Regions from separate parts of the Homo sapiens genome. Here region 2 is linked to region 1. Evidence: read pairs that join two places in POLR2A ChIA-PET (ENCODE). Cell type or tissue: Caco-2. All regions are shown on one strand. Links, peaks and the distances in the headings refer to the core of each region. The heading gives the core; the rest is flanking DNA.

What was found. ChIA-PET counts read pairs that join two places held together with the same protein. Peaks named below come from ENCODE experiments on the same cell type or tissue, not always from the same donor. Only the 100,000 strongest peaks of a DNase experiment are listed, where the experiment ranks them.
Region 2: POLR2A ChIA-PET joins it to region 1 with 10 read pairs; 2 of 35 experiments call an interaction of 5 or more read pairs at or near these places.

Annotation. Positions count from the first base shown.
Region 1 is chr18:22,039,354-22,055,300 of GRCh38, reverse strand. It overlaps the pseudogene RNU7-17P. Among named protein-coding and RNA genes, the nearest start is that of LINC01900, 66 kb to the right of the region's middle. RefSeq lists an enhancer at 2,559-3,151. In Caco-2, for the core only: no CTCF peak of the experiment used is centred there; DNase peaks (open chromatin) are centred at 5,850, 9,860, 10,300, 10,670 and 1 weaker place; H3K4me3 peaks cover 781 bases.
Region 2 is chr18:22,125,776-22,141,722 of GRCh38, reverse strand. It overlaps the pseudogene RNU6ATAC20P. Among named protein-coding and RNA genes, the nearest start is that of GATA6-AS1, 35 kb to the left of the region's middle. In Caco-2, for the core only: no CTCF peak of the experiment used is centred there; no DNase peak of the experiment used is centred there.

The DNA.
Region 1 (15,947 bases), core at 2,783-10,782:
ATGATAAGGAAATTGCTAGTAAATGCTGGAAATGCTGTGAGGAAACTGCAATAGGAGACTGGGGGAAAAGGCAATCTGGTTTTTTGGATTTTGTTTTGTTTTATTTTGTTTTTGTTTTTTGAGACGCAGTTTCCCTCTTGTTGCCCAGGCTGGAGTGCAATGGTGCAATCTTGGCTCACTGCGACCTCTGCCTCCCAGGTTCAAGCAATTCTCCTGCCTCAGCCTCCCGAGTAGCTGGGATTACAGGCGCCTGCCACCACACACAGCTAATTTTTGTATTTTTAGTAGAGACGGGGTTTCACCGTGTTGGCCAGGCTGGTCTTGAACTCTTGACCTCAGGTGATCAGCCCGCCTCAGCCTTCCAAAGTGCTGAGATTACAGGCGTGAGCCACCGAGCCCAGCTGCAATCTGTTTTATGTAGTGACAGAACAACGGGCAAAATGTCATCTGCAGTGGCTTGGAAGATAGAAAATGTACCTAATGAACGATGGATCTGAGTAAGAAGATTTCTGTTTGGAGAGAGAAAGATAAGCTAAAGAAGGGACTACTCAGTTTGCAAGCAGAATTTGGAGGGACTCTAGAAGGTCTGGTATGTGCTCGACTGAAAAATAAAACCATTTTTCATCTCCAAGTCTCTTGAGTTAGCAAAATATTATCAGAGAAAGAAAGGGCTTCAGAAAAAGATAAAATCAAAGGTGTGGCTTTAAAACTCTCTGATCAATACCTCAGAAAGCCTATCCTCTCATTGGATAAGAACTCCACAAATCTTAAAGGCATTTTCCTGTAGCTGCTTAACTCATTGCTCAAACTAAAAAGAGGTCTACCTACTAGAGGTGACTATAATTTGATTTACTAGAAATCCATACAGTTTTAAGGGAGATATATTATATGAGACTAAAGGGGACAGAGTTTGTTCAAAATAAAAGGTTTCTGGGTCCCCAATTTTCCATGGGCAGGAAGCAGGTTGAGAAAGCTATTTATCTGAAAACGGGCTGTTCCTAGAGAAAAGGATAGGACCGCTTAGACAGTGGAGCGAAGAGCCCAGAGGGCAGAACCAAGAGTCAAGGAGAGCAATGGACTAGGAAATCACTTTCAGTTAGCAAAACTGGGCCCTAATCAAGGAAAATTCCCTACCCTTAGAGTAAAGAGATCTAAAAACATGCACCAGCCGGGCGCGATGGCTCACGTCTGTAATCCCAGCACTTAGAGAGGCCAAGGCCGGCAGATCACCTGAGTTCAGGAGTCCGAGACCAGCCTGGCCAACATGGTGAAACCCCATCTCTACTAATAATACAAAAAAATTAGCTGGGCATCATGGCACATGCCTGTAATCCCAGCTACTCGGGAGGCTGAGGCAGGAGACTCGCTTGAACCTGGAAGAGTTGCGTGAGCCGAGATTGCACCATTGCACTCCAGCCTGGGCGACAAGGGTGAAACTCCATCTAAATTAAAAAAAAAATGCACCCAGCTGGATTTCAGAATTGTCATGGACCAGTGACTGCTGTGAGTCTCTGAATGGGAATGTCCACAGTGGTTGTCTGGTCCTTCTAGTGCCATAGTATGTTTAGGGGCAGAATGGTGCAGATTCTTTTCTTTTCTTTTTATTTTTTTATTTTTGAGACAGAGTATTGCTCCATCACCCAGGCTAGAGTGCAGTGGCATGATGTGGGCTCACTGCAACCTCCACCTTCTAGGTTCAAATGGTTCTCTTGCCTCAGCCTCCTGAGTAGCTGGGATTACAGGTGCCCGCCCACCACATCCAGCCAATTTTTTTGTATTTTAAGTAGAGACGGCATTTCACCATGTTGGTCAGGCTGGTCTCGAACTCCTGACCTCAAGCAATCTGCCTGCCTCGGCCTCCCAAAGTACTGGAGTTACAGGCATGAGCCACCGCACCCAGCCAGAATGGTGCAGATTCCTGTGAACTAAAAAATACAAGTTCTCTTCACCATTCTGACTCTAAACCTACTATGGCACTTTTTACGATTTACTAGAGGAGTCTCATCCAGATCTGGATCTAATATTAAAGACCACATCCTGGACTTCAAGGCCTGATGCCCTAATGGGATAAGCTTTTGGGGAATAAGTATTGCCCATGAAAGAAGGACGTGATTTATTATGACCAGAGGTGGACTTTCGTAGATTATTTGCAAAGATGGGTATAATAATTTCTCCCATTCCTACATGCATGTCCATTTGCAGTATGACTTTGCTGTGTTTCCCATCAAGAGGTAGAGTCTGTTTGCCTATGCTTTGAGGCTGAGGGGTCCTGCAGTGGATTGTGGCTAAGATGACACTGTGCAATACCCGAGTCTAGGCTTCAAGAGTCCAGACTTTCTGTGTGTGTCTTCTTGGAATGCTGCCACCTTGTGAAAAGCCCAGACTGGCTGGCCTCCTTGAGGATAAGAGACCAGATGCAGAGAGAGACAGCCCCGACAGACAGCACCAAATGCCAGACATGTGAGTGAGGCCATCAAAAGCCATTGTCCCAGCCGGCCCACCAACTGACCCAGTCAAGACAGGCAGAACTGTTCAGCTGAGCCCAACCCAAATTGCTGACCCACAGAGGTATGGGTAAATAAAAATGGTTGTTGTGGCCGGACGCAGTGGCTCACACCTATATTCCCAGCTCTTTGGGCAGCCAAGGAAGGAGGATGGATTGAGCTCAGGAGGTCAAGGCTGCAGTGAGAGCTCTGATTGCACCACAGCACTCCAGCCTGGGAGACAGAGTAAGATGCAGTCTCAGCCCGGCACAGTGGCTCACGCCTGTAATCCCAGCATTTTGGGAGGCCGAGGTGGGTGAATCATGAAGTCAGGAGTTCAAGACGAGCCTGGCCAAGATGGTGAAACCCCATCTCTACTAAAAATATAAAAATTAGCCGGGCGCGGTGGCAGGCACCTGGGATCACAGCTACTCAAGAGGCTGAGGCAGGAGAATTGCTTGAACCCGGGGAACCGAGGTTGCAATGAGCTGAGATTGCGCCACTGCGCTCCAGCCTGGGCGACAGAGTAAGACTCCATCTCAAAAAAAAAAAAAAAAAAAAGGCCGGGCGCGGTGGCTCACGCCTGTAGTCCCAGCACTTTGGGAGGCCGAGACGGGTGGATCACGAGGTCAGGAGATCGAGACCATCCTGGCTAACACGGTGAAACCCCGTCTCTACTAAAAATACAAAAATTAGCCGGGCGTGGTGGAGGGCGCCTGTAGTCCCACCTACGCGGGAGGCTGAGGCAGGAGAATGGCGTGAACCCGGGAGGCGGAGCTTGCAGTGAGTCGAGATCGCACCACTGCACTCCAGCCTGGGCGACAGAGCGAAACTCCGTCTCAAAAAAAAAAAAAAAAAATTGCTGTCTCAAAAAAAAAAGTTGTTGTTTGAAGCCATTACATTTTATGGTTGATTTGTTACACAGTAGTAAATTAGTAGATAACTGATATTAGAGGGAAATGTTTATCACAACAGTAAAAGATTTTTTCTCACCTTCCTTTAAAATAGTTTCTGGCTCACTATGAAGTAGGTGAAGTTAGGAGGAGCTGGGCCTGGTGGCAGGGCACTTGCTGTGCGCTGGTGTGGGGTTTGAGTTTCCTGCCTCTCCCTGGGGGAGGGAGGACTCTGGGCACATGTAGCTCTCCATTAAGTCTTTTTGAGGCTTGGGACTTCCTCAATAGTGGGCAAGGGTAAGAACAACAACTTGAGCACTTATTAGCGTCAGACGCCATGCCAACTGTTTGACTTGGATCATCTAGTTTAACAACGGGTCCTATTGTACCTATTTTCAGTCAAGGTAACTGAGCCTTGGGGAGGTTATTTTGCTGGAATTCAAACCTAGTCTCCTTCCAGAGGCCTTAACCACTGTGCTAAAGCCCCTGTTTTACTGGGAACAGCAATACACGTATGGGGGGCAAATAGGGAACTGGGGTGGGCTTCAGAGGTGCTGAAGGTTGAATATGGAAAAAACGTTCAGACGGTTCTTAGCTGAGCTCTCCTCTTTTCTCCAGACTTTCGAACCCCCAACCTGGTTATTTCATTAGTTTTCTGCAGTTATGGCATCTTTGCAAATTGCTTCTAAAGGCTCACTTCTAGTTTAGAAACTCCGGGAATCTCTGTTGTAACCACCAGGTAAAGAGAATGCAAGTCGGTCTGAATTGTGGAAGGGAAGACAATTGCATGTTTATTTCTCCAGCACAACCTCCTTACCAGCTGCTTGTCAGGCATTTGGTTGTTTTGCTCTTTGCCAGCTTACCAATGACTAGAAAGCCTCTTTCTTTGATTAGCAGCTATTAAAATCACAATATGAATACAGAATCGTGAACAAAAGCAGAGCCCTGGGTACATGTACTATGGCAAACTCTACAAGCCTCTTGTGCTGGCAGGCTTTATTTTAAAGAAACGTGATGTAGGGAATAGCTGATGTGTCTGGCCATGCTCTGGGTCAAGTTCAAGTTCTCTGACTTACAGCCCCTGGGGAGAGTAGCAAGAGAAAAACAAATAAGAGGGGGAAGCTTAAAAATAGAATTAAAATAAATAGGAAAAAAGTAAAAATTAGGAAGTAGACAAAAAGGAGATTATGTTAGAAAAATAAGGAAGATGAGAGCAGAAGGGATTCATTTAAAGAAAAAAGTAAAATAAATGAGAGAAAATATGGAATGTTAGAAGGTGAGGGAAGGAGGCAGAAAGATTAGGTTTTATTTTATTTATTTTATTGTTATTATTATTTTGAGACGGAATCTTGCTCTGTTGCCTAGGCCGAAGTACAATGGTGCAATCTCAGCTCACTGCAACCTCCACCTCCTGGGTTCAAGTGATTCTCCTGCCTTGGCCTCCCTACTAGGGATTAGAGGTACCTGCTACCACGCCCGGCTAATTTTTGTATTTTTATTTTGTTTTGTTTTGTTTTTGAGACAGAGTCTCCCTCTGTCACCCAGGCTGGAGGGCAGTGGCGCGATCTTGGCTCACTGCAAGTTCCGCCTCCCGGGTTCACGCCATTCTCCTGCCTCAGCCTCCCGAGTAGCTGGGACTACAGGCGCTCGCCAACACGCCCGGCTAACTTTTTGCATTTTTTTTTTTTTTTTTTTGGTAGAGACAGGGTTTCACCGTGTTAGCCAGGATGGTCTTGATCTCCTGACCTCGTGATCCGCCCGCCTTGGCCTCCCAAAGTGCTGGGATTACAGGCGTGAGCCTCCACGCCCGGCCAATTTTTGTATTTTTGGTAGAGACAGCATTTTGCTATGTTGGCCAAGCTGGCCTCAAACTCCTCCCCTCAGGTGATCCACCCACCTTGGCCTCCCAAAGTCTGGGATTACAGGCATGAGCCACTACGCCTGGCCAGATTAGGTTTTAGAAATGAGACAATGAAAATACATATTTGTTTTGTTTTGTTTTGTTTTAGAGATGGGGATCTCACTATGTTCCCTAGGCTGGAGTGCAATGACCATTCACAGGCTCAATCATATCTCACTGCAGCTCAAACTCCTGAGCTCAAGCAATCCTCCTGCCTCAGCCTCCCAGGTAGCTGGACACAATAGGCAGACATGCACCACCAGGCACAGGTATTGATTAGAGGGTCTCATATGTTATGAAAATACATATTTTTTAAAACCCTGTTCCCCATATTCCTCCCGCCTACCACAAGGCACAAGGCTAAATGGAAATACAGTGGGATCCCTGTGGAATCAGCATCCCCACCCCGACATTCACACACACGTGCATTCACACATGGAATGATGGTCAGAGGGTCAGGGATGCTAGACTCTGTGCAGGCCTATTTTCTGTTCTATAATTCTCTGGCTCTTCCCTTTCTCTCCAAAAGACCTGTAGCCTCCCAGGTCACCTTAGCAAAGGGCAGACATGCTGGTCTGTGCTGAGTGCTGGTCTGATGTTGTCATCTCCCAAACATTTTCATAAGATAGCAAGTTAGGGACCAGTGTGTTCAAAGGGAGGATTTAATCTATTTACAGATTCATATCAGTGGGTGGCCAACTGAGTCTGAATCTTGATAGAGGACAGGAAAACAAGAAGCCTGGCTCGCTTAATCAAAGGTTTTCAAATATCCATTTGAAAAATACATGGAATTTTGAGGAAAGTCCCAAATGTTTTCAGAGGAGTCTGGTCCTCCATTCTAAGTTCCACATGACCAATAATTAACACACTGTTTACTTAGGGTTTTACTTCTTTGAGGCTTAGAACCAATGACAGAAGATTCTACAATAGCTTCAAAGGACCTTTTAACAAATACTTTCTGGTAGTTTAAGGAGCTATTTTTGTCTTTCTCCTTGAAAAAAAAAAGGCCAGCGTCTTTTCCCAAAATGAATGAAAAAAGAAGAGTTACATACTAAAAGAACTATATTCTAAATTAGAGCACTAAATACCAGTTCTTTCATCTTCCAACCTTCAACTTCGGCAAAGTTTATGTGTATTTATATGTATATGTGTATATATATATACCTATTTCTCCCCTCATGAAATGGGGTCTCACCATAGTGAGACCTTGGCAACATAGCCAAGGCTGAGCTCAAACTCTTGGGCTGACACAATCCTCCCTCATCAGCATCCCAAAGCGCTGGGATTACAGGTGTAAGCCACTTCACTGTATACTTATAATTGAAGTATAACTTGCAAGATACGGAAGATAACTCTTTACAACTTTCCAATGTCCAGAAATCACAGCTAACAAAATATGAAACACCAATGAAAAACAAACAACCATCTTGGTGTCTTTATTTTCTCTACCACGCCACCATCATCCCCCGACCTCCGTCCATAATCCTGGCTTCACTATAATGGGACAAAGCAAAGGAACTGGGCATTGAATGAGATTCTGTCTTTGTAATGAGAGCAAATAGAGAACCGCCACCACCATCTGGGTGCTACCCAGAGTCAGAGCACAGGTGCTTATGTGATGTCTAGGTTCCCATTGGCCTTCAGCAAACACCAGCACGTTCATCACCATAGCCAGGTAGGCAAAGGAAGTGGAACCATTATGATCCTCTTTTCCACAGGTGGAAAAACAAAAATCAGAGTGGTAAGGAGCTGTGTCAAAGGTCACACACACAGCCAGAAACCCAAACTGGTGGCAGTGATACAGATAGCTGTGGATCTGGCACCTCAGGGCACCTGGCACTGAAATGAACAGTTGGGAGCAGCACTAAGCTCTCCTGGTAGGTTACAGCAAGGTTTATGCCTTGGTCCTCACTGCCTGCTCCATTTCCTCAACAATGAGGCAGTACGACCTCAGAATGTCCCTTTAACTCAAAAGTACAGGAAAAGAAGGACATTGGCATTTTCCTGCAAGACGTTTAAACTTTCCCATGCTGTATGGAACAAATGTTTTGTGTAATTTTCCAGTGGCCTTGATGAAAGATGTTATGTAATTCAATATAATTGTAGCATGAAGAAATTAAAGGCCATGCCAGGCTTATCAAATGTTTGGACCCAGTTAAAGATCCAGAAGCATTAAGCATTCAAGACACGGCCAGCTTATTTCTGTGGATTCTGTTCCTTCAGGGTCTCTCCTCCTTTGCTTGGCACTCAAGTCCTCTTATAATCTGTCCCTGATCTACCATTCTCACTGTTCCAGCCTGTTTGCACATATCGTTTACTCCAGCCAGGCTGCTGGCATGAGCTCACTGCCAAGGCTCCTGTGCAGCCTTCCCACTCCAGTTCCATCTCTCTCCCGCATTTCCTGCTTACCCAAATCCAATCCCTTCATAATCCAGTGGACACACTGCTTCTTGGAAAAGACTTCCTTCACCACCCCAGTCCTCTGAGCTCCAAACTTGTCCCAGTTCAAGTCAGTCTATTGGTTTGTAAATCATTCAGGAAGCTTTTTGTGTGTGTGTGTGAGACAGAGTCTCACTCCATCGCCCAGGCTGGAGTGCAGTGGCGCAGTCTCAGCTCACTGCAACCTCCGCCTCCTGGGTTTAAGCAATTCTCTGCCTCAGCCTCTCAAGTAGCTGGGATTACAGTCATGTGCCACTGCACCCAGCTAATTTTTTGTATTTTTAGTAGACACAGGGTTTTGCCATGTTGGCCAGGCTGGTCTCGAACTCCTGGACTCAAGTGATCCTCCCACCTCCCAAAGTGCTAGGATTACAGGTATGAGCCACCGTGCCTGGCCCAGGAAGCATTTTTTGCCAGCCTGTACCCTGCATACATCCTTGGCCTCTCAGAACCCCCTTCCTCCTTCATATGAACATCGTGGTCCCTACCTCAATGGAGTTTGTAAAGATGAAGTGAGAAGGCCCACGTTAAGTGCCTAGCAGCATCTGGAACATTGGCGGGCTCCCCAGAAATGCATTTCCCCATCCCTTGTGCCAGGTACGGCACTAGGCACTGGAGGGGGCAGCTGGGGAAAGTTACTAGTATGTGCAATGGACACTGCAGAGTGGTAACAGGTGTTCCCATGTGCCTTTGAGCAAGTTTTTGCATTTCTCTCTCACCCACTTTTCCCATCCTGAAAATGGGCTGATGACAGTATCTACATCATAGTCTATGTGATAAGCTTAAAAGAGCTAATGCCTATGAAGCACTGAGAACAGTGCCTGGGCCAAAGTAAGTATTCAGGGAGCCTCGGCAATAATGCAGATGTGCGCAGAGGACATATCATGAGCAAGACAGATGTGGTTTCTGTCTTCAGGGAGTGAGTGGAAGAGATAAGACACAAATACATTTGCTCTACAATACAACTCATTTGGCATTTGACATATGTTATCTTGAGTTGCTATCTAGCTAATTACATGTATGTCTTGTCCCCCTATCAAGATGGTAAATTTATTGAGAGAGGAGAGCCTGGATCCAATTCTGCTAGGTCCCCTGCACTGACCAGAGTGTCTTGTGTATAGACATCCAATACTATTTATTGCTAATTACCTAAAGGATTGATCTTGCCTTTGCCATTAAAACTTTATTATGAAGATCCTATTCATTGATGGAGTTCTGTGGCTTTCTTGGTGTGATCAGATTCATATGTGAAAAATTAATGTGTAACCACCGTCCTGTGGACACCAGCGTCCCCAAGTCTCTGCTACACATAAATCTGTCATCATTCTGGTTAAAATGCATCGAACCCAGATACCATCAACCCACAGCTAAAGCTATCTCTGAGTCCCCTGAATTGCATTTTTCCATGAAATAATAATAATGACACTTTATGTCATTTAACCCCAACGATATTCTATAAGGCAAGTACTATTACCATCCCTATTATATAAATGGGGAAGCCAAGGCTTGGAGAGCTGAGGCTGTTTGCCCGAAGCCACAGGTGAATGATGGAGCTGAGATTTGAACACAGGTAGTCTGACATGAGGTGGAAGCATGTAATTGCTACGCCAGTCTGCCTGATTTGGTGACAAAAAGACAGCCTGGTCTCTAACAAGAAAGCAAAGACATAAAAGAACCGGTAACATGGCACAGTCCTCCCTGCAAGCCCCCAGGGGAAGATCTTAATGGCAGAGACTTCTTTCTCCACAGCCATGGTGAGACAGACAACCCTGGCCCACAGGGGGCCATTTTTTCATGGGATTTGTGGCAACTGTGCTGTTCATGCTGGCGTGGGGAACACTGGCTCAGTCTCTCATCAAAGGCTCCCACGTGGGACCTTCACTCATGGCTCCCCACCCAGGGGTCCCACTAGGGGTTAAACCTAGGGGTTCCTCCTCTAGAGCAAGGACACTGAGCCACTTTTCTCCTCCTTCCCGTTGTACTGTCTCTTATTGGTGATTTTTTTTTTTTAATTTATGATTTTCGGCCCAGCCGGTTGTTAGCCTGCTGTGTTTGGAAAAGGTAGATGATTAAACCTCCTGGCCAGGTGTAAATGCAACCTTTGTCATCTGGAGGCTGGGAGAATTACCTTGTTGAGCTGCAGCCTCTCTGTGGCTCCACATTTTCTGCTTGAAGCAGAACCTCTCCCAGGCTAAGGTCTACAAGTCTTAGGCCTACCATTGGATTGCCCTGCTCTGAGTGAGCCCAGCCCAGAAGCCAGAGATCACAGATGTCCCCACATGGCCACAAAAGCTCTGAATAGACCCTAAAATTTGGAGGTGGAGAATCAAGCACCTGTCTCTCTCTCTCTCTCTCTCTCTCTCTCTTTCTTTCTCTCCTCTTTCTCTCTCCCTCTCAAGGGAATTTTTACTAGGTAAATAATAAAAATATGTAATCATTGACTAGGCCTTTAAACCTGACCTGAAGGTACGTTTGCATTTCTGTTGCCAATAGAGATTCCCACTAGTCCCTTACTCTGCCTCAATAGCCACCTCTCAGAGTCTACTTGTCCACTTGGCTACTGGGATGTTCAGCCCCAGAGAGCTACAGCCATGCAGAGAGGAGAGAACCAGCCCGAAGGCTGCAGCTCAGGGAGGTCACTTAGAGAAATGGGTTTACAAACCCCTTCCCTTAAGGAAGCCCTACAGTTGGCCACAAACCCTGACCACAGGTCTGTGAGAGGGAGAGGCCAAGCCAGGACTGACTCCCTGTGCTGTGAAATTGTGAACCCAGAGGACAAGAAGTTCTGGATCTGCGTGGAAGGCATCAGCAGCCCAGTGTCCTGGAGCATCAGCCAGAAGCCTTGTGTTGACTTTGTAAGGCTGAGTTCTCACCAATAGACTCATGCTTCAGGAAGGCTATTTCTGAACAAACAGCATGCAGCAAGTGAGCTCTTTGTGCCTCTTCCCAACGCACTGAGCTTGGCCCCTGCTCAAGGTGAGCTGAAGGCAGCAAAACCTGTTCTCAAGTTGCTTTCATTGGTCAAAGTCCTTTCCTAGGTGTTGGGTGGCTCTTGTTGAATTTTGGTGCCATTTGGGAAGATAAGTAAAAATCGACTTGAGCCTTCTCTGTAGGCAGTAAATAAATGTTTGTCAAAGACCAAATGACTAACTCAATAAGTCAATTAGCGTGTGTGTAGTGAGCGTCTCCCCCCGCCCCTGAGCCCAGCCCTAAATAACACGCTGTGAGAGGCTCACAGACACCCCAGCAGCAGTAGCAAATTGGGAGGTGGGGGGACAAAACTAACATCCCTGGGATCATTCAAAAACAACCCTATGCTAAATGACTAAATTTGCTTTAACTTTGACCAGTTTTGCTCTTTGCAATGTATGTGACAGATGACATGGCTCTGTGAAGTTTTCAAAGGCTTTTGGCTGAAAGCAACACCATTTTAACCAGCAAGAGGATAGAGACATGCCCAGCAATGGCAGGCTCATTTAATATGCAAGCAAAGAAGGAGACTTCAGCCTGGGTTGGAGTCCTCTCATGGATGGCAGGATGCAGATTAAGTGGCAGATTAAGTGAGGAGGAGAAAGGTTTATCTCAGCCAGTGCAGGAATGCAGGGTCAGGAAGAGACTGGGGACTGGAGACAGCTCTAAAAACTGCATTGAGGGGTTTCCTTTCGGGTGCAGTGAGAAATAAGTATGCCGAGTCAGAAGGAAGAACCCCCTGCAGGGCCTCGAGGTCACTCACGTTTCTCTAACTGAGGATGGGCATCCCTGAAGAGGTGCATTTGGAAGACTGGGCCACACAGGACCATCTGCAGAACGTATCGCAGAGGAGCAGGATCAGCCCGGGAGATGGAACTTGATGGAGAGAGGAAAGGAAGAGTCAATCTTAGAGATATTTTGAAGAAGCAAAAGATAGAATGTGTGACAGGCAGGTTGTTGGAGCCAGTGGCAAGAGAACAGGGGAAGCTGCCCTGACTATCCTGAGAGATATGAGACAGGATAAACAGAACCAGGATAGATGGGAAGGGACAACCATAAGCAGAAGCGGCACTTCATCAGAGTCTACTGAACTCAGAGCTGGGTGTCCTCTGAGCAGCCACAATTCCCAGGCCCTTCTTTCTCTTTTATTTTTTAAATCTTTCTTTTTTATTTATTCGTTTTTATTTTTTTGGGGGGGGGCACTTTCCAGTAAAAAGCAGAAAGCATGCTAGACAAATTCAAAAAGAGCTGTAACACTCAAGACCTCCTTATCTGCGGCCTTAGCATCTTCTTTTCTCCTCGTTCTCAATTTGGCTTCATTTTGCCCCAGATTCTTCCCCAATCCAGTCTTTCCTCCTCTTCAAATGACGGCTGGCTCATCTTTGAGGAAGAGATGCTACTGCAGAATAAAAGATAGAACCAGTGAGACTTTTTCTTAATATGGAGACCATAGTCTTGGACATCATCAGTAGGCTCATCTTGGAGAGTTTTGATTATCCTTCTCCAAAAGACCACCCTCAGAGCACACCTGGTTTTTATACAGGGGTAATCCAAATAGAAAGATAGACAGGGGCATTGTTCTAAAGAAGGAAAGAGGGAAAAAGAAATAACTTTGTTCAGGAAGGAACGTAGGGGTTGATGGCAGGCAAGGAGAGATAACACTTTAGGCCTGGCACAGACCTCAGAAAGGGTTTCCGTTTGTTGACCAGGCACGGTGGTTCACGCCTGTAATCCCAGCACTTTGGGGAGCCAAGGCGGGAGGATCACTTGAGGTTAGGAGTTCCAGACTAGCCTGGCCAAAATGGTGAAACCCCCTCTCTACTAAAAATACAAAAAATTAGCCAAGTATGGTGGCGTGTGCCTGTAATCCCAATTACTCAGGAGGCTGAGGCAGGAGAAACATTTGAACCCAGGAGGCGGAGGTTGCAGTGAGCTGAGATTGTGCCACCGCCCTGCAGCCCGGGTGACAGTGAGACTCCACCTTAAAAAAAATTAAAAAGAGACAGGCACGGTGGCTCAGGCCTGTAATCCCAGCACTCTGGGAGGCTGAGGCGGGCGGATCATGAGGTCAAGAGATCGAGACCATCCTGGCTAATACCGTGAAATCCCATCTCTACTAAAAATACAGAACAATTAGCCGGGCGTGGTGGTGGGCACCTGTAGTCCCAGCTACTTGGGAGGCTGAGGCAGGAGAATGGCATGAACCCGGGAGGCAGAGCTTGCAGTGAGCCAAGATCGCAGCCACTGCAATCCAGCTTGGGCAACAGAGCAAGACTCTGTCTCAAAAAAAAAAAATTAAAAAATTAAAAAGAAAGAAAAGAAAGGGTTTCTGTCTGCAAAGTCCTTTCACGGGATGGGGAGGGAGGTTAGGAAAACTGGATACCAGCCACCTGGTAGTGGCTGATCGAATGAAAGAGCAGAGTAAGTGAGTGAGCGAGTGGCTTTAACACTAACATTTATGTAGTGATTAAGGCATACTCTGTGCCAAGCACTGTGCTAGGGTGGGGGGCACCTTTCAGGAAAAAGTAAACACAGCCCCTATGTGATGGGGACCCACAGTTCATACAAAGACAAATAATCAGCATGTGAACTGTCTCAACAAGGTATAGTAACAAGGGACTGATTCTTCCTGGAGGAGGTGAGAAAACTCCATGGATGAGGAGGCAGTTGATCAGGATCAAGGAGGGTAAAAACACAGATATGCACACATGCAGACATGTACACACCCATGCACGTGTGTACACACACAGTAAAGAGGAATGCAGAACCCACCAAATCAAGGGTCAATGGAAGAACATTGTTGATCCATACCAAAGCAGGGACATATGATGGTGTCCAGGGTGTTCTCATGAACTCAGGAAAGTTCTGAGGGGCTGGCACACAGGGTGTGAGGGGAGAAAGCCGAGAGGAGACTGGCCTTCCTGTGATGCTGTTAACTGACAAGAGGCCTGTGGGTGGGTCAAGAAGTTGGTGGCAAAACCATGAATTCTGTTTTGGACAGGCTTCTCTCTCACTGCCGGTCTCTTTATCCTCCTCTCACAGCAGCCTAAACGACCCCCCAAAGCCTTGTCACTTGATCTATCTCATGTTCCAAGAGCAAAATGGACAACTGAGCATGAAACAGGATTACTTTCATGTAAGTGTTTCAGATGCCGGCATTTTTTTGGTTTTCTTTTGTCTTGCTTTCTTGAAATGGAGACTTGCACTGTTGCCCAGGCTGGAGTGCAGTGGTGCCATCTAGGTTCACTGCAACCTCCACCTCCCGGGTTCAAGAGATTCTCGTGCCTTAGCCTCCCAAGTAGCTAGGATTACAGGTGTGCACCACCACACCTGGCTAATTTTTGTATTTTTAGTAAAGACAGCGTTTCACCATGTTGGCCAGGCTGGTCTCAAACTCACGACCACAGGTGATCCACCCACCTCATCCTCCCAAAGTGCGGGATTACAGGCATGAGCTACCGCACCTGGCCAGATGCCGGCATTTTAATTTACAGTCATTCTTCACTTTGGAAAGCAACTCCCAAGTGGTCAGCATTCAGTATTGTCCTAAAATGTGGTACTCCTGATCTCCAGTTTAAAATTACTAAGAGATTCCGACAAAGGAACATGACATTTTAATATATGCAAGAATGTGGGCACGTGATGGGAGATATTCCCATCTATCTTTACGCTTATGAAATGAATGACTGTACGGACTTCATGCCAGGCCCTGTGTGAAAGGCTGCAACAAGCTAAACAGAGTTCCTGCCCTCAAGTGCTTCATAGTCTAGCAAGGAAGGCAGGTGTGTAAACAAATTGTTTCAATGAGATTGCCATCATATAGGAGAAAAAGCCAGACATAAAATAAGAGCTCTTTATTGCTAAAGTACAAAGGGCAAAGGGGCATGTGGCCCAAGCCAACACAGGGACCTGGTGCCAAGTCGGAGAGTCTGATCTTTATCTAGAAGGTAATGTTGAGCCACTAAAGAGTTTTGAAGCTGAGGAGCGACATTATCAAAACCGCATTCTGGAAAGATCTATTTGGCAGCTGTGCTGATGATAGCTTAGTTAAAGAAGATTTGGGAAATAGTAGACCAGCCAAAAGGACATTTCAAACATCTAGATCTGGGGTGTCCAATCTTTTGGCTTCCCTGGGTCACAATGGAAGAAGAATTGTCTTGGGTCACACATAAAATACACTAACACTAGAGATAGTTGATAAGCTTTAAAAAAAAATCGCAAAATAATCTCTCTCTCTCTGTCTTTTTTTGAGATGGAGTCTCTGTCACCTAGGCTGGAATGCAGTGGTGAGATCTTGGCTCACTGCAACCTCCACCTCCCAGTTCAAGTGATTCTCATGCCTCAGCCTCCCAAGTAGCTGGGATTACAGGTGCATGCCACCATGCCTGGCTAATTTATAATGTTTTAAGAAAGTTTGTGAATTTGTGTTGGGCCGCATTCAAAACGGTCCTGAGCTGCATGTGGCCCTCAGGCTGCAGGTTGGACAAACTTTATCTAGATCTAGCTTTATCATAGATGTTGACATTCTGAACCAAAGGGGTGCCAGGAGGGGACAGAAAGCAAATCTAGGAGCTATTTGCAAGCTAGAATCAACGGAGTTTAGGGACTGATCTGATCCTGGAGATGCAGGAGAGGGGCATGTTGAGATACTTCCCCGGTTCCTGGCTTGGGTAACGGGGTGGTTGGTGAAATATTACCAAGAGAAGAGATCAAGACGAAAAGCAGTTTGAGGTGGGGAGATGAAGAGCAAGAAGGAGAAGAATGAATTCCGATTTAGATATGATGAATTTGAGAAGCAGAGAGTCCCATCAATGGAAGGCCTGGGAGGCAGCGGATATTCAAGCCTGCAAGAAACAAAATTGGGGCCAGGAGAACTAAATTACTGCATGACTTTCAGCAAGTGTCTCAGCCTCAGATTCTTTACCTGAAAAACGGAATAGCAGATTTGTGTATGACTCTAGGGTGCACAGAAACTGGGGGGTACCGGGGAATGCCTAGTCCTGAGGTTTCCATCACATAAGAAAGGGTCCCAGGCCCACCAAAAGCTTCAGCCATATCTTTCACCAGAAAGAGCTGCAAATGCTTGTTCCAAGGCCCCCAAAGTGGGACTGAAGATAACTCACCAAAGCAGTGCTCACTCAGCCCTGATGGTATCGCTGAATCTCAAAGTCAGCTCCTGCTCAGGCACCATCTTTAAAGAGCCAAACCATGAGACCCGGGCTTGGTGGGGGTTGTTCCTCTCAGCAGCCCGCAGTGGGCACC
Region 2 (15,947 bases), core at 5,309-13,308, 84 kb before region 1:
ATTGTCTGTACCTAGCTGAGGAAGACAGAAATTCACGCATTAATGCAGATACATGAAGATGTCCTTCATCTTGGTGTGTGTGCCGGGCAGCTCACCTTTTGTGGTTTCTCTGTGTTTTCATAACAGGAACAGCACAGAATAAGTGATAGATTACTATTCTTTTATTTTGCTTTAACTAAAGGAACATTTAGGCCTATTTAGATTAAGGATAAAGCTTGTCAAGTTAAATTACTACTAATAAACATGGAATAATGAAACTAGAAAACTACCATCTGGAAAACACCACAGTAACAATTGGTTCCGAGATGACTCATCAATGAAAGCTAGGCAGTCACATTATGATGAGAAACAATATTTTTACATAGTCACAAAGCAGGTCCCTAGAATACTTACTGAGGAAACAATCCTAAGTTTACAGTGGAGAAATCTGACAGATACCCACTTAACCAGGCGATTAAAGTTAACGTTGCTTGTCATGGGACAGACCTATATCACATGCCTCCTGAGACGTTCTGAGAAGAACCCAACGCCATTGCAGTGGCATGAAAATTCCATAAGGAAATATGAGACAATCCAAAACGCAGGCCATTCTATAAATAATGGACTAGTACCTTTCAAAAGCATCAAGACTTTGAAAAGACAAGGAAAGATTGAGGGACTGTTCCAGATTAAAGGAGACTGAGGAGACATGACAGCTAATGCAACCTGGGGTCTCCGGTTGGATTCTGGGCCAGAAAAAGGAGACAGTGGGACGGTTGCTGAAATTTGAATCAGGTCTGTAGATTTGATAAGAGTATGTTTTAAACTTAATTTCCTGATTTTGATAATTATAATATGGTAAGGCAAAATATTCACTTTGGGGGATTCTGAGTGAAGATTATACCTGTATTCTTCGTACAGATTTCGTATTTTTTATGCATACTCGAACAAAAACCATGTAGGATAGGCAACGATACAGAAATTTCTTAAAATTATTTTTGTGAAAGTGATACTCAGAGGAAACAACAGAAATCTGACTAAATGTAACATACATCAGAGCATCTCACAAGATCCCCCTTAAAAAGAATTAGAGAAGATAATTTGAGAAGTGGCTTGCATTTCTCTTTGCCAAACACAGAATCTCAGTACTGGAAGAAACCTTAAAGAGAATACTGAAAAGAAAGAAACCAGCCACAGCCTTACCATCCAACCATAGAGTAATAATTCTTTAGGGTTCACCCATTCCATAGACCTATACAACCATTAAAGTTTCTACTTATGAGACATCGTGTAGCAAAATGGGAAAATGTTTTTACTATAATTTCATTTATTTAAAAATCAGGATACAAGGTATATGTACACTTTCTGGCAGGGCTTGGTGGCTCACGCCTGTAATCCTAGCACTTTGGGAGGCCAAGGTGGGCAGATTGGCTGAGCTCAGGGGTTTGTGACCAGTCTGGCAACAAAAATATAAAAAAATAGCTAGGGATGGGGGCACATGTAATCCCAGCTACTTGAGAGGCTGAGGCAGGAGAATTGCTTGAACCCAGGAGGCAGAGGTTGCAGTGAGCCGAGATTGCGCCACTGCACTACAGCCTGGGCAACAGAGTGAGACTCCATCTCCAAAACAAAAACAAAAACAAAGCATGGGTACACTTTCTAAATCCAACTATTTAAAATATACACACATGAAGAAAGACAAAGGAAATACATGATGAATTTGGTTAAGGTGGTGAGATTGTAGGAGTTTTTTTCTTTTTCTATTTCTATTTTCCGAATTTCCTATGATATTTTAAATTTCAAGTGTTTTCATAAAGAAAAATAAAAGTCTTCCCAATTTTGAGCCAAAATTTTCAACCTTATTCCATATAACTACCTCTTACCTCCACCCCCTCCACCATGGGTATCTGGGGACTTCCACATACACCAGCCTCACCCACCCACGGGGCCCCTTTCCATGGGGGCAGCCAACCTTCCTAGGTTCTTGCTGCCCTAACTTGATAGGAGACTAGTCCTGAGGAAGCCCCTGAGCTGTGTAGCTTTAATATCACTGAGTTAGCCCAAAGCCTACCAGGCATTGTCTAGGTGCCTCTTTTTCATTTTTCTTCCTCCCCTGGGGTGCAGTTTCACTCCCCTGCGTGGCTGCTACTCTAACATCCTGCCTGGGCCTTGCCAGTACTCCTCCTCTTCTCAGGGGCTGAATCCTATTCCCCTTGTAAACAGTTTGCCCGGGCCGCTGTAACAAAGACCACAGATGGAGAGGCTTAATAACACTAATGTATTGTCTCACTGTTCTGGAGGCTGGAAGTCCACGTTCATAGTATCAACAGGGCTTGTTCCTTCTGAGGGCTGTGAAGGGACCTCTGTTCCAGGCCTCTCTCCTTGCCTTATAAATGTTCATCTTCTCCCTCTGTCTCTTCACATTGTTTCTCCTCTATGTGTGTATCTCTGTCCAATTTCCCTCGTTTAATAAGGACGCTCATCATTGGATTAGGACCCCCCTAGCCCAGTATTCCTCATCTTGACTTGAATATATTTACAAAGACCTTATTTCCAAATAAGGTCACATTCTGAGGTACTGGGAGTTAGGACTTCAACTTATGAATTTGGTTGGGATGGGGACACAATTCCATTCATATCCCCAGGTACCAATGGAGCTTTGCTCCAAGAGAGATAGACCACCCAGCTGGGCTCAGTGACTCATGCCTATAATCCCAGCACTTTGGGAGGCCAAGGCAGGTGGATCACCTAAGGTCAGGAGTTTGAGACCAGCCTGACCAACATGGAGAAACCCTGTCTCTACTAAAAATACGAAATTAGCCAGGCGTGGTGGTGCATGCCTGTAATCCCAGCTACTTGGGAGGCTGAGGCAGGCGAATCACTTGAACCCGGGAGACAGAGGTTGCCGTGAGCCAAGATTGCACCATTGCACTACAGCCTGGGCAACAACAGCGAAACTCCATTTCAAAAAAAAAAAAGAGAGAGAGAGATAGACCACCCAAGGGCATCAAGGTGCCTCTGGCTTGACACTTCCTAGATGCTCCTACTGTTGAATTTTTATCAGAGTCCTTTGAACAGCCTCATGATCCTTGGCTACAGGTGGTTATTAATCTGGCTGGAGGGTTGTGCCCACAGGCAAGACATGAGTGTGTCTGTCCATCATAAGGAATCTGTTTGTTACATGCACTCGTATGCTTATAGCAGCACTATTCACAATGGCGAAGATATGGAATCAACCTAAGTGTCCATCAACAGGGATAAAGAAAACATGGTATATGTACACAATAGAATACTATTCAGCCATAAAAAAGAATGAAATCATGTATTTTGCAGCAACATGGATGGAACTGCGGTCATTATCTTAAGTGAAACCAGTCAGACCCAGAAAGACAAATATCACATGTTCTCACTCATAAGTGGGAACTAAAAATTGTGTACCCCAGAGGAAGAGAGTGGAATGATCCACAATGGAGAAGTAGAAGGGTGAGAGGATGGGAAACAGGGTGGATGATGAGAAATTACTTAATGGATACTATGCATGTTGTTTGGGTGTTGGATACCCTAAAAGCCCTGATCTGAGCTCTCTGAAGTGTAAGCATATCACAAAATTGCGCTTGTACCCCATAAACTTATACAAATTAAAAAAAAGGGGGGGGGGCCAAGCGTAGTGTCCCACGCCTGTAATCCCAGCACTTCAGGAGGCAGAGGCAGGCAGATCACTTGAGGTCAGGAGTTTGAGACCAGCTTGGCCAACATGGTAAAATCCCATCTTTACTAAATATACAAAAATTAGCCAGGCATGGTGGCAGGCGCCTATAATCCCAGTTACTCAGGAGGCTAAGGCAGAAGAATCGCTTAAACCTGGGAGGTGGAGGTTGCAGTGAGCCAAGATTGTGCCATTGTACTCCAGTCTGGGCAACAGAGAAAGAATGCGTCTAAAAAAAATAAAATAAAGAATCTATTGGCCTTATCACATGAATTTTGACATTACATTTGTCAGTGAGAAAAGGAAGTATTCTTAGATTCCCTATATTTCAATTGTTTCACATTTTTAATAGTTATAAAAACATTTTACTTTTTTTTTTTTTTTGAGACAGAGTCTCAGTTTGTCACCCAGGCTGGAGTGCAGTGGCATGATCTCTGCTCACTGCAACCTCCACCTCCCGGGTTCAAGCCGGGTTCAAGTGATTCTCCTGCCTCAGACTTCTGAGTAGCTGGGACTACAGAGGAGTGCCACCACGCCTGGCTAATTTTTTTGTATTTTTAGTAGAGACAGCGTTTTGCCATGTTGCCCAGGCTGGTCTCAAACTCCAGAGTTCAGGTGATCCACCTGCCTCAACCTCCCAAAGTGCTAGAATTACAGGCGTAAGCCTCTGCACCCAGCCATTTTTTATCAATGATGACTATTGAGAATTTCAAGAGATCATTTTGTAAAAGTCTTTGTCAAGAAGTATACATGGCCATTTCAAGTATAAAAATTGATATAAAAATTTATGAAATCACTCATATTTCTCATTAAAGTTTTTCAAGGGATTTTCTTTGAATGTCTTATACAAATTTTATATTTAATATTTTCCCTATTTTTTCTCTGGTCAAACGGTATGTAGTAATTGCTTTATTTTATTTTATTTGAGACAGTCTTGCTCTATTGCCAGACTAGTGTGCAGTGGCACAATCACAGTTCACTGCAGCCTTGACCTCCCCAGACTCAAGTGATCCTCCCACCTCAGCCTCCCGAGTAGCTGAGACTACAGGCACGTGCCACCACACCAGGCTAACGTTTGTAATTTTTTTGTACAGACAGTTTTGCCATGTTGCCCAGTCTCGTCTCAAACTCCTGGATTCAAACAATCCACCTGCCTTGGCCTCCCAAAGTGCTGGGATTACAGGTGTGAGCCACTGTGCCCAGTCATTAATGCTCTAACATTAAATCTCCTTTTAAATATTCGTCTTTATGCTCTTCAATGGGCTTCCACTTAGTTTCTCTACAACACACACCAATCTCCTTCACCACCTCATGGCTATGCTTCTTTTAAATAGGATGTAAATGTGATTTCATAACTGAATGTCAGGCTCAGGTCCTATCCTATAAGGTTTCAATGAGATCATGTTTTACTGCCTGATGTTATAATCCCCACTTTGCCCTGTTTGTTACGTATGCCCTGTGTGTTTGTATATAGACGTCTAAAACCTCACTATTGTTTCTGGCCTCCTTCCAGCTGTTTTCTCATGTGAATCACTAGGCTCCTCCCGCTTCACTATTCTCCATTCTGCATTGTGCCTATTACTCTTCAGAGTGGCTGGGATCACACGTTTACCTGCCATTTTCCTCCCTTTCTCTTACTCTTTTCAAGCTCCATGTAGAAATTAGTATTTATACACTAAACTGCTGGGTTAATCATTATTTCCCAATTTTGTGAGATGCTGTCCATCCCAAACCAAAAGGCCATCATTTTAATAGCATAACTACTCAGAATCAGGATCCATAAATCCAAATTCAGTAACAAAACATCTTGATGGCCTGCCAGTCATGTCTCAGACCTTCCCTCTTTCAGACTTACAAATGTCGGTAGTGATATGCAAAGAAAATAACCAACTGGGCTCCCAAGTCCTAAACTTCATAAACTCTTAGAAATGCCTCCTTTCTTTTCTGATGAAGCCATTCATCCCCACAGAAGGAAGGGTGAACATTTTTCAAAGTCCTAGGTATTATCTTCAAGCAAACCATCCTTCTGAACACTCATCTCGGTCAATCCATTGTTCGATCAATTCTTCCTCCCCAAACGTTTCTTGAATCCATCCCATCTCTATCTCTGCTGCATTGGCTTCATTGAAGCTCTTATTATGTTCTGCTGGAAACATTAAGATGACCTCTTGTACAGGTCTCTGTCTCAGCTTAGTCTCCATAGTGCCAGGAGAGTTATTGCCTGATGCTTCTCAAAAACTGTAAGTAGCTGGCTGGGCGCCATGGCTCACTCCTATAATCCCAGCACTTTGGGAGGCTGAGGCAGGTGGATCACCTGAGGTCAGGAGTTCAAAACCAGCCTGGCCAACATAGTGAAACCCCGTCTCTACTAAAAATACAAAAATTAGCCAGGCATGGTGGCACGCAGCGTCTGCAGTCCCAGCTACTTGGGAGGCTGAGGCAGGAGAATCACTTGAGCCAGGGAGGCGGAGGTTGCAGTGAGCTGAGATCACGCCACTGCACTCCAGCCTAGGTGACAGAGCAAGACTCTGTCTCAAAAATAAATAAATAAATAAATACTGTAAGTAGCTCTCATTACTGCACAGCAAAATGCAACACTTTTGATCGTATGGTCCCAACCCCCTTTTCTGGCCTTATTCTCCATTTTGTGCCAATATTCTTGTGCAAAGAGCAACCTGAAATTCCCAAGTGTCTTATACACTTCTGCACCTGGGGCCTTTCCCAATCCTCTATTAGAGGATCCATTCTTTCAGAGAACTCCTCTGATTCTCCCCTTTACCCATACCTTGCCAAAGTTAATTCTCCTTCCTCTAGTTCCTCTTTTAGCTCACCTACTGTATTTCTGCTGCCAGGTAGACAAGGACTACATGATAATCTTTTGTTTTTTTTTTTTTTTTGAGATGGAATTTCGCTCTCGTCGCCTAGGCTGGAGTGCAGTGGCGTGATCTTGACTCACTGCAACCCCCGCCTCATGGGTTCAAGCGATTCTCCTGCCTCGGCCTCCCAAGTAGCTGGGATTACAATGCCTGCCACCATGCCTGGATAATTTTTGTATTTTTAGTAGAGATGGGGTTTCACCATGTTGGCCAGGCTGCTCTCGAGCTCCTGACCTCAAGTGATCCACCGGCCTCAGCCTCCCAAAGTGCTGGGATTACAGGCATGAGCCACCATGCCTGGCCCATAATATTTTTCCAATCTTCCCCTAGCACTTGACTTGGAGTCCGGTACATGATAAGTGCTCAAACTGTTAAATTTTCAAAAATTTTTTAGCTACTTGACCTTATATTGTTGCTTAAAATCAGCCACAGAAGAAGTATCTACAATTTACATGATGGAAATTGACAAACACTACAATAGGGACTTTGGGGACCATGGGAAAAGAGCGCTTTTCTGAAAAATTTACTAGCACTTAGTTGGACACAGTGCCTCATGCCAATAATCCCAGAACTTGGGAGGCCAAGTTAGGAGGATAAATTGAGGCCAAGAGTTGGAGACCAGCCTAGGCAACATAGTGAGACCCCATCTTGACAAAAAAAAAATTTTTTTTTAATCAGCTTGGCATAGTGGTGCACACCTATGGCCCCAGCTATTCCGGAGGCTGAGGTTAGGAGGATCACTTGGGCCTGGGAGGTCAAGGCTATAGTGATAGATGATCACGCCACTGCGCTCCAGGCTAGGTGACAGAGAAAGACCCTGCCTCAAAAAAAGAAAAAAAAAATTTACCAGCACGCCACTGATTATGTAAGTAATGCATGACTATAATCAAAGTCAACTGCTTTTTTCAGTATCCCCCACACCCAATCCCAATCTCTTCCCCAGAATTGAACACCTTGGTATGATATTCGAGACTCCTTTTTACACATTTTATGTATTATATCATTTCACAAATGTAAAGCCTGCTAATTCATTGCCTCTGATCCATGAAGCCTTCTCAGGCCTCTCCTGCTGTCACTCTTGTGACTTTCCTCTGACCTTCAGCATCAACTAAGTCATTGCTAACTCTTGTGTGCCTTGTGTTTAAGATTTTAAGTTGTTTGGAGAAAGATAACATTCATCTTTTTGTTTGTTTGTTTCCTTTGAGATGGAGGCTCCCTCTGACGCCCAGGGTGGAGTGCAGTGGCGTGATCTTGGCTCACTGCAACCTCTGCCTCCTGGGTTCAAGTGATTCTCCTGCCTCAGCCTCCCAAGTAGCTGAGACTACAGGCATGCACCACCACACTCGGCTAATTTTTGTATTTTTAGTAGAGACAGGGTTTCGCCATGTTGGCCAGGCTGGTCTTGAACTCCTGATCTCAAGTGATCTGCCCACCACAGCCTCCCAAAGTGCTGGGATTATAGGCGTGAGCCACCACCCCACCAACATTCATATTTAAATGTTTCTATGTCACACAGAACAGACCTTCAAAAATGTCAATAATTTAATTCTATTTAAATTGTTGTTTGTTTGGTTGGTTGGTTGGTTTTTGGTTTCATTTTGTTTTGTTTTATTTTGTATTCTTGAGACAGAGTTTCGCTCTGTCTCCCAGGCTGAAGTACACTGGTGAGACCTCGGCTCACTGCAATCTACGCCTTCTGGGTTCAAGTGACTGTCCTGTCTCAACCTCCCAAGTAGCTGGGATTACAGGCTTGTACCTCCACGCCCGGCTGTTTTGTATTTTTAGTAGATACCGGATTTCACCATGTTGGCCAGGCTGGTCTTGAACCCCTGGTCTCAAGTGATCCACCCCTCTCCGTCTCCCAAAGTACTGGGTTTACAGGCATGAGCCACTGCGCCCAGCCAAAAATGTCAATAATGTAATTCTTTGGTCCAAAATCTGCTTGCAATCATCCATTGCCATCTGAATATACCATTAGACATGGAAGTAGACAAAAAATCATAAGCACATTTGGGTTTTTTCCCTTATTTTTTACATAAAGGGCAACTTCAGTTTTCTCAAGGTACTGCAGTGCCACAGTCAGGAATAAAAGTTAGCATGTCTTTAAGGAGGTAAAGCCTCCATCTCTTCCTATTTCACTCTGCTGCCCTGAAACCACAGAGAATGAGAGAGAAACTTCATGAGAACCTTTGTGCTCTCAGAAAGTATTCTAATGCTAAGAGAGCACTCTAATGCCCTTCCCTGTGGGCATGGAGCATGCCATCTGACCGCTGAAACCACTGCTGTGCCCAGCAAGACACCGATGCAGCCTGAGGGCCAAAGTGGGACCCCAAGTTTGGTTTACAGGCCCACATGTCAGATGTGGGAAAAATGATCCTATCTCACAGTTCACCCAGTGTAGGTGAATTTCTTTATAACCTCAGAAGCAAAAAGAGTGGGGGTTCTGCCAGCAATCTCTGCCCTCTCTGCCACAGCCCCTTCTGAAGTGAGACCACCACAGTATCTTATCTGAAGAACTCCAAGGAAAAGGCAATAGTCTATTTACACAAATTAAGCCAGCTAAACCAGCTCTTTCTACAGTAAGATGATAAAATTTAGATATCTGAGGAGAGGTCATAGAGGTCACAGCTTTCAGTTCTTATGAGTTGTTTTCTTAAGGGTTAAATGAAAAAGTTAAAGCAAATATTGTTATGCATGGGAGAGCTTAGCCTTCTTGACCACAGTATGAGAACACCTCAGCAATGAGAAGTTACGGCCAAGGCCACCCTGTACCATCAATCTCTTCAGAGCCTTTTGGAAAAACTGAGAGATGCTGCTCTCCTTGGAAGGCAAACGAGTTCTGCATATTTTCATAGGTCTTCCTTACTTTCTTTCTTTTTTTTTTTTTTTTTTTTTGAGACAGAGTCTCGCTCTATCACCCAGGCTGGAGTGCAATGGTGTGATCTCGGCTCACTGCCACCTCCACTTCCTGTGTTCAAGTAATTCTCCTGCCTCAGACTCCCGAGTAGCTAGGATTACAGTTGCCCACCATGATGCCCGGCTAATTTTTGTATTTTTAGTAGAGATGGAGTTTCACCATGTTGGCCAGGCTGGTCTTGAACTCCTGATCTCAGGTGATCCCCTCCCCTCGGCCTCCCAAAGTGCTGGAATTACAGGTGTGAGTCACCACACCCAGCCAAGGTCTTCCTTACATTTCAAACGTCATCCTTGCTTCTTTTCAAATAAGTAAAGAGGGTTGATTCCCTTTCACTCAAAATGGAGCTGTTGGCCAGGCTCAGTGGGTCACGCCTATAATCTCAGCACTTTGGGAGGCCAAGGCAGGAATCTGCCTTGAGGCCAGGAATTCGAGACCAGCCTGGCCAATATGGTGAAGCCCCTGTAACTACTAAAAATACAAAAATTAGCCAGGCGTGGTGGCAGTTGCCTGTAATCCCAGCTACTTGGGAGGCTGAGGCAGGAGAATCCCTTGAACCCGGGAGGCAGAGGTTGTAGTGAGCCAAGATCACGCCACTGCACTCCAGCCTGGGCAACACAGCAAGACTCTGTCAAAAAAAAAAAAAAAAAAAAAAAAAACCTGAGTTGTAACAATTCAGGGTGATTATATGCAAGGCTCGCTTCTCCTGGATTCCAGGAAGTGGGAAGCAAGTTATTGCTAAAAGACAGAGGCCCCAAGATCTCAATAAAGCCAACATGTGCATTCCAGGTACCACACCTGACATGTCCATGCTGAGTGACCCCAAGATCCCTGAGTCACCTTACATAATTCAACAGCCCTTACTCTTCAAGCAAGATCCCAACAGCCACCAGACCTGGCAAACATTTTATTTTTCTTTCCTGAAGAAGCATAGGAAAAGATTTTTGGCCTAAGCTTTTAGAGTGGTCAGCTTCACTGTCGCCTAGAGCCAGCATTGTGAACCTACTGTCCCTACTCATAGCCATGATGCTCCTACTGAACCCCATGTCCCTGAGGCCTCCTGTGACCAGAGCTAGAACTTTCTGAATTGAGCTGCCATTTTCCAAATCTATCAGGGCTTGCCAAATCCCTACGCCTTCACCCACGCTGCACTTGAGCCCACAGTCTGCCTCTCTGGAATACTACCGTCACTAGAGACATTCTCTAATGTCCAATCAGAAAGTGACTCCTCTCCATTTATTCCTACAGTTCTTTATGCCTGCAGTAACAAAATATTACCAGGCCATACTATAGGTTTTTGTTTTATGGTCTCCTTTTTCTGATAAGCCTGAGCAAGTCTGTGCTCAGGAACCAAGACTCACTTCCTTTTGTGCACCCAAAGGCTATCACAGCACCTAGCATGGAGTGGGTGCTCAAATGCCAGTTGAAAGAACTGGTGAGTTTTAGGTGAAGGATATCATGGTGTCCAGGGTGCTATTCTCTCAACTTTTATGTAGGCTTGGAATTTTTCAAAGGTGAGTGTTGTATGAAAGGAGAGACTTGTTAGCACTCCCCTTGACAAGGATGGAAGAGGCCCTCAGGCCTGACAACTAACATGAAGTTAACACATTTCCACCTATTTTGTGGCATCTAAAGCATCATTTTTAAGCTGGATGTGGTGGCTTATGCCTGTAATCCTAGCACTTTGGGAGACCAAGGTGGGAGGATTGCTTGAGGCCAGGAGTGCAAGGCCAACCTGGCCAACATGCTAAGAACCCATCTCTCTCTCTCTCTTTTTTTGTTTGTTTCTTTGTTTGTTTTTTAAAAAGAAAAAAAGACATAGAAAAAAGATGAGAGGCTGAGCATGGTGGCTCACATCTGTAACTCCAGCACTTTGAGAGGCCGAGGTGGGAGCATCACTTGAAGCCAGGAGTTCACATCAGTCTGGGCAACAGAGGGAGACCCTGTCTCAGGAGAAAGAAAAGGAAAGAAAGAAAGAAAGAAAGAAAGAAAGAAAGAAAGAAAGAAAGAAAGAAAGAAAGAGAGAGAGAGAGAGAGAGGGAGGGAGGGAGGGAGGGAGGGAGGGAGGGAGGGAGGGAGGGAGGGAGGAAGGAAGGAAGGAAGGAAAGGAAGGAAGGGAAAGAAAGAAAGAAAAGAAAAAGAAAGAAAGAAAGAAAGAAAGGAAGAAAGAAAGAGAAAGGAGAAAGGAAGGGAAGGGGAGAAAGGAAGGAAGAAAGGAAGAGAGAGAAAGAAAGGGAAGGGAAAGGGGAAGGGGAAGGGGAGGCAAGGGAAGGGAAGGGAAGAGGGAGGGAGGGAGGAAGGAAGGGGAAAAAAGTGACGAAGAAAGATGAATTGAAAGGAGGTCCCTAGAGTTCTGTGTCACAGCACTTAGGATGTTCAATCTGATGAGCTCAGTCCTTCCCCCAGGGCAGCAGTCCTACTGGAAAGCCCCATGGAAAGGGGTTCTGTCTGCATGTGAGTGTGCATTGGAAGGGGTAGGGCAGGATTACTGGAATACAATATCCCAGCTTCTGGGAGGAGGAAAGGGGTTGCTCCTGAGCCTTGGGTCTGCTCTCTGCACACATGCCTGCCAGCACATCTGCCCAAGGAAGCCTTGAATTAGTATGTTGGAGAGCAAAAATCTGAGATCTAGAACTCTTCCCACTCAATTCCTCAATACACAGCTAGCAGGTGTGCAAATCCTGCCCCTTGGAAGTGGCCACTGGTGATACCACAGCAAGGCATCTGGCTCCATAAGTGGGTCTCTGTAGGTCTCTAAGCCTTATTTTCTCAGGTTGAGACTCTTCTGCCACCAGGCTATGCCTACTAATCCGAGTAAGTCAAGACCTCTCTCCCCTAAATCGTCACCTCTCTTTTGTCAGTGTCAGCAGCCACAGAGGAACCCTCGGGGAATCTTAACACTTACCTTGAGAATTTTTACTTAATAAAACGATTAGCTATCAGCTACTGGGTTCCAACAGCCTGACATCCTGCTAAGCACTAATGTTAATAATAGCATTAGATATTTGTTGAGTGCTATATGTGGTTAGTGCTATCTAAATTTCCTCATGGAATCCTAATATTGATCGTTCCTGAGCAGTGTTATCTCCATTCTACACATAACAAAACTGAGACACAGAGACGCCAAGACTGGTAGAACCAGAATTCAAAGCTACGTCTCTGTCTCCAAAAACTGTGCCCTTTATACATTATGCTCAACTTCTTCTCTTAGGCAATTTAATTTGAAATGGATGAGTAGTTTAAGCTCAAAATATGTTGAAAAGTGGGCAAAATTTAACCTCCTGAAAACGGTGAGGTTTCTGTTCTCTTGAAGAGGCCCACATATTATTCCTTTTCTTCAGCGTTAATACAATCCTAAACAGGTTAGGCCAGTGATGCTGCCCCCCAAACCTCCAGGACCATACAATGCTGCCAATAAAGGGGCTACAGGTAATCCCAGCATGTTTGCCCCCAAAACTCTGGGCATTAAGAATGGCTGGGAGGGGTCAACAATGGGTTTGAGAACAAAATAACTCAAAGTTCAGCACCATAAGATAGGGCAGGGAAAAAATAAATAAATAAAAGATGGCCAGGCAAGGTGGCTCATGCCTATAATCCCAGCACTCTGGGAGGCTGAGGCAGGTAGATTGCTTGAGCCCAGGAGTTCAAGACCAGCCTGGGCAACATGGCAAAACTTGGCCTCTATGAAAAATTAAAAAAAAAAAAATAGCTCAGCATCGTGCCATGCGTCTGTAGTCCCAGCTACTCCAGAGGATTGCTTGAGCCTGGAAGGCAGAGGTTGCAGTGAGCCGTGATTGTACCACTGCACTCCACAGAGTGAGACCCTGTCTCAAGAAAAAAAAAAAGATAACTCAAGGTTTCCTTCTCAGCTCTGACATTTGCTCTATGACATCAACTAAATCACAGTTAAATTTATTGTCCTATTTCTTAGCCCCCGATTTAGCAAATGGCCTTAGCTATACTTGTGTTATATGTTGTGCTAGTCATCTGGAGGATTAAAAATCAGTAATTAATATACAAATATTTTAAAAACTAAAAATAATTGTGTAGATCTTGAAATATGTATACAGACATTATTATATAAGCCACAGGTTATATTAATCTAAAACCTACATTTACATTTATATGTGCACAGCAAGTCATTCAGATAGACATGTGACCGGTTAACAGGGATTTTGTGTGGTTTGGTTCTGGGAATGTTGGCGTTTGTTTCTCTTAGTTTTCTTTTTCTTTTTCTTTTTCTTTTTTTTTTTTTTTTTTTTTGTGATGGGGTCTCACTCTGTCTCCAGGCTGGAGTACAGTGGTGCAATCTCAGCTCACTGCAACCTCTGCCTTCCAGGCTCAAGCAATTCCCCGGTGTAGCTGGGGCTACAGATGCATGCCACCATGCCAGGCTAATTTTTTTTTTTTTAATTTTTTGTAGAGATGAGGTTTTGCCATGTTGACGAGGCTGGTCTCCAACTCCTGATCACAAGTGATCAACCCACCTTGGCTTCCCAAATTGCTGGGATTACAGGCATGAGCCACCAAACCAGGACTTTTTCTCTCACTCTTGCTTACCCAAATAATTTCTTTCAATTTATTTATATTAATTCTAAAGTAAATGGGCTGGGTGCTGTGACTCACACCTATAATCTCAGCACTTTGGGAGGCTGAGGCAGGCAGGTCGCTTGAGGCCAGGAGTTCCAGACCAGCCTGGCCAACATGGCAAAATCCTATCTCTACTAAAAATACAAAAAATTAGCTGGGTGTGGTGGCATGTGCCTGTAATCCCAGCTACTTGGGAGGCTGAGGCGGGAGAATCACTTGGAGGCGGGAGAATCACTTGAACCCGGGAGGCAGAGGTTGCAGTGATGAGCTGAGATTGCGCCATTGCACTCCATCCTGGGCAACAAGAGCGAAACTCCGTCTCAAAAAAAAAAAAAAAAATTTGCATTCATCTCAAAAGGACATAGCCAATTTAAATAAGTCCCTACTTGTCAACAACATGCCCATTTTGTGGAGCACGGTGGCTCCCGCCTTTAATCCTAACACTTTGGGAGGCCGACACAGGTGGATTGCTTGAGCACTCGGATTGCTTGAGCTCCAGAGTTCGAGACCACCCTGGGCAATACGGTGAAACCCCATCTCTACTAAAATACAAAAAGTTAGCCGAGTTTAGTGGCAGGCACCTGTAGACCCAGCTACTCGGGAGGCTGAGGCAGGAGAATCATTTGAACTCTGGAGGCAGAGGTGGCAGCGAGCTGTGATGATGCCACTGCACTCCAGCCTGGGTGACAGAGTAAGAATCTGTCTCAAAAAAAAAAAAGTGCCCATTTCCACATTAAAAGGGATAATAACTACATTGGATTGAAGCACATCAAATATGTTTAAGTCTTTTAAATCATAGTGATACTCAAAACCAAATAAAACTAGTTCACCTGTGGAAATACAAAGGAACCATTATTTTGAAAACTGGTAGAGAAAGCATTTAATCTGCCCTTCCTATATAAACAAGATCTCAGGGCAATTGCAGAGTTGAGGAAGAAGATTTTCTTAATTGAGGTATTCCAGCTCACAAAGGAAGAAGTGATAAAATTCATCACCATTTTGCAAGCCCTAATGAATTCGTCATCTAGGCAATGACCCCCAATGGCTACAAACTTAAAAACACAGACACCTAGACATTATACACCTCCTGAGGGAAGTATATGTGTACATAAGAGATCTTGATTTTTATAAAATCTGAATTTTATCAAGCCTAAAGACCTATCAACTTACAGGAAAAACAGTTCATAGGTGAACATGTACATCAGATATCAGACTATACGGACTCTACAGGGCTAACAACCACTTTCTTCAGCATCATTCACAACAATAAATCTAGACATATTAAATCTAAACTTAAAAAAAAGGAAAAAAGCCCCTCACATTTATAAGAAAATTGGGAAAAGGTGATTGCTGACTGGGTATTTAATGAAATTAAATATATCTTTTTAGGTGTAATCAGAGGGTTTTTTTTTTTCTTTTTTTTTGGGGGGGGGGGGGATGGAGTCTCGCTCTGTCGCCCAGGCTGGAGTGCAGTGGTGTGATCTTGGCTCACTGCAAGCTCCACCTCCCGGGTTCACGCCATTCTCCTGCTTCAGCCTCCCGAGTAGCTGGGACTACAGTTGCCCACCACCACGCCCGGCTAGTTTTTTTGTATTTTTAGTAGAGACGGGGTTTCCCCGTGTTAGCCAGGATGGTCTCGATCTCCTGACCTTGTGATCCACTCACCTCGGCCTCCCAAAGTGCTGGGATTACAGGTATGAGCCACCGTGCCCGGCCCAGAGTTTGTTTTTTAAAAAAGTTCTTATCTTTTAGGATGCATACTGAAATATTTACAAATAATTTTTATTTCTAAGATACAACTGGAAAAAGAAGGTTTGAAATGACTCTTCAAATACCTGGCCAACATAGACTTTTTTTTTTTTTTTTTTTTAACTTAAAGACA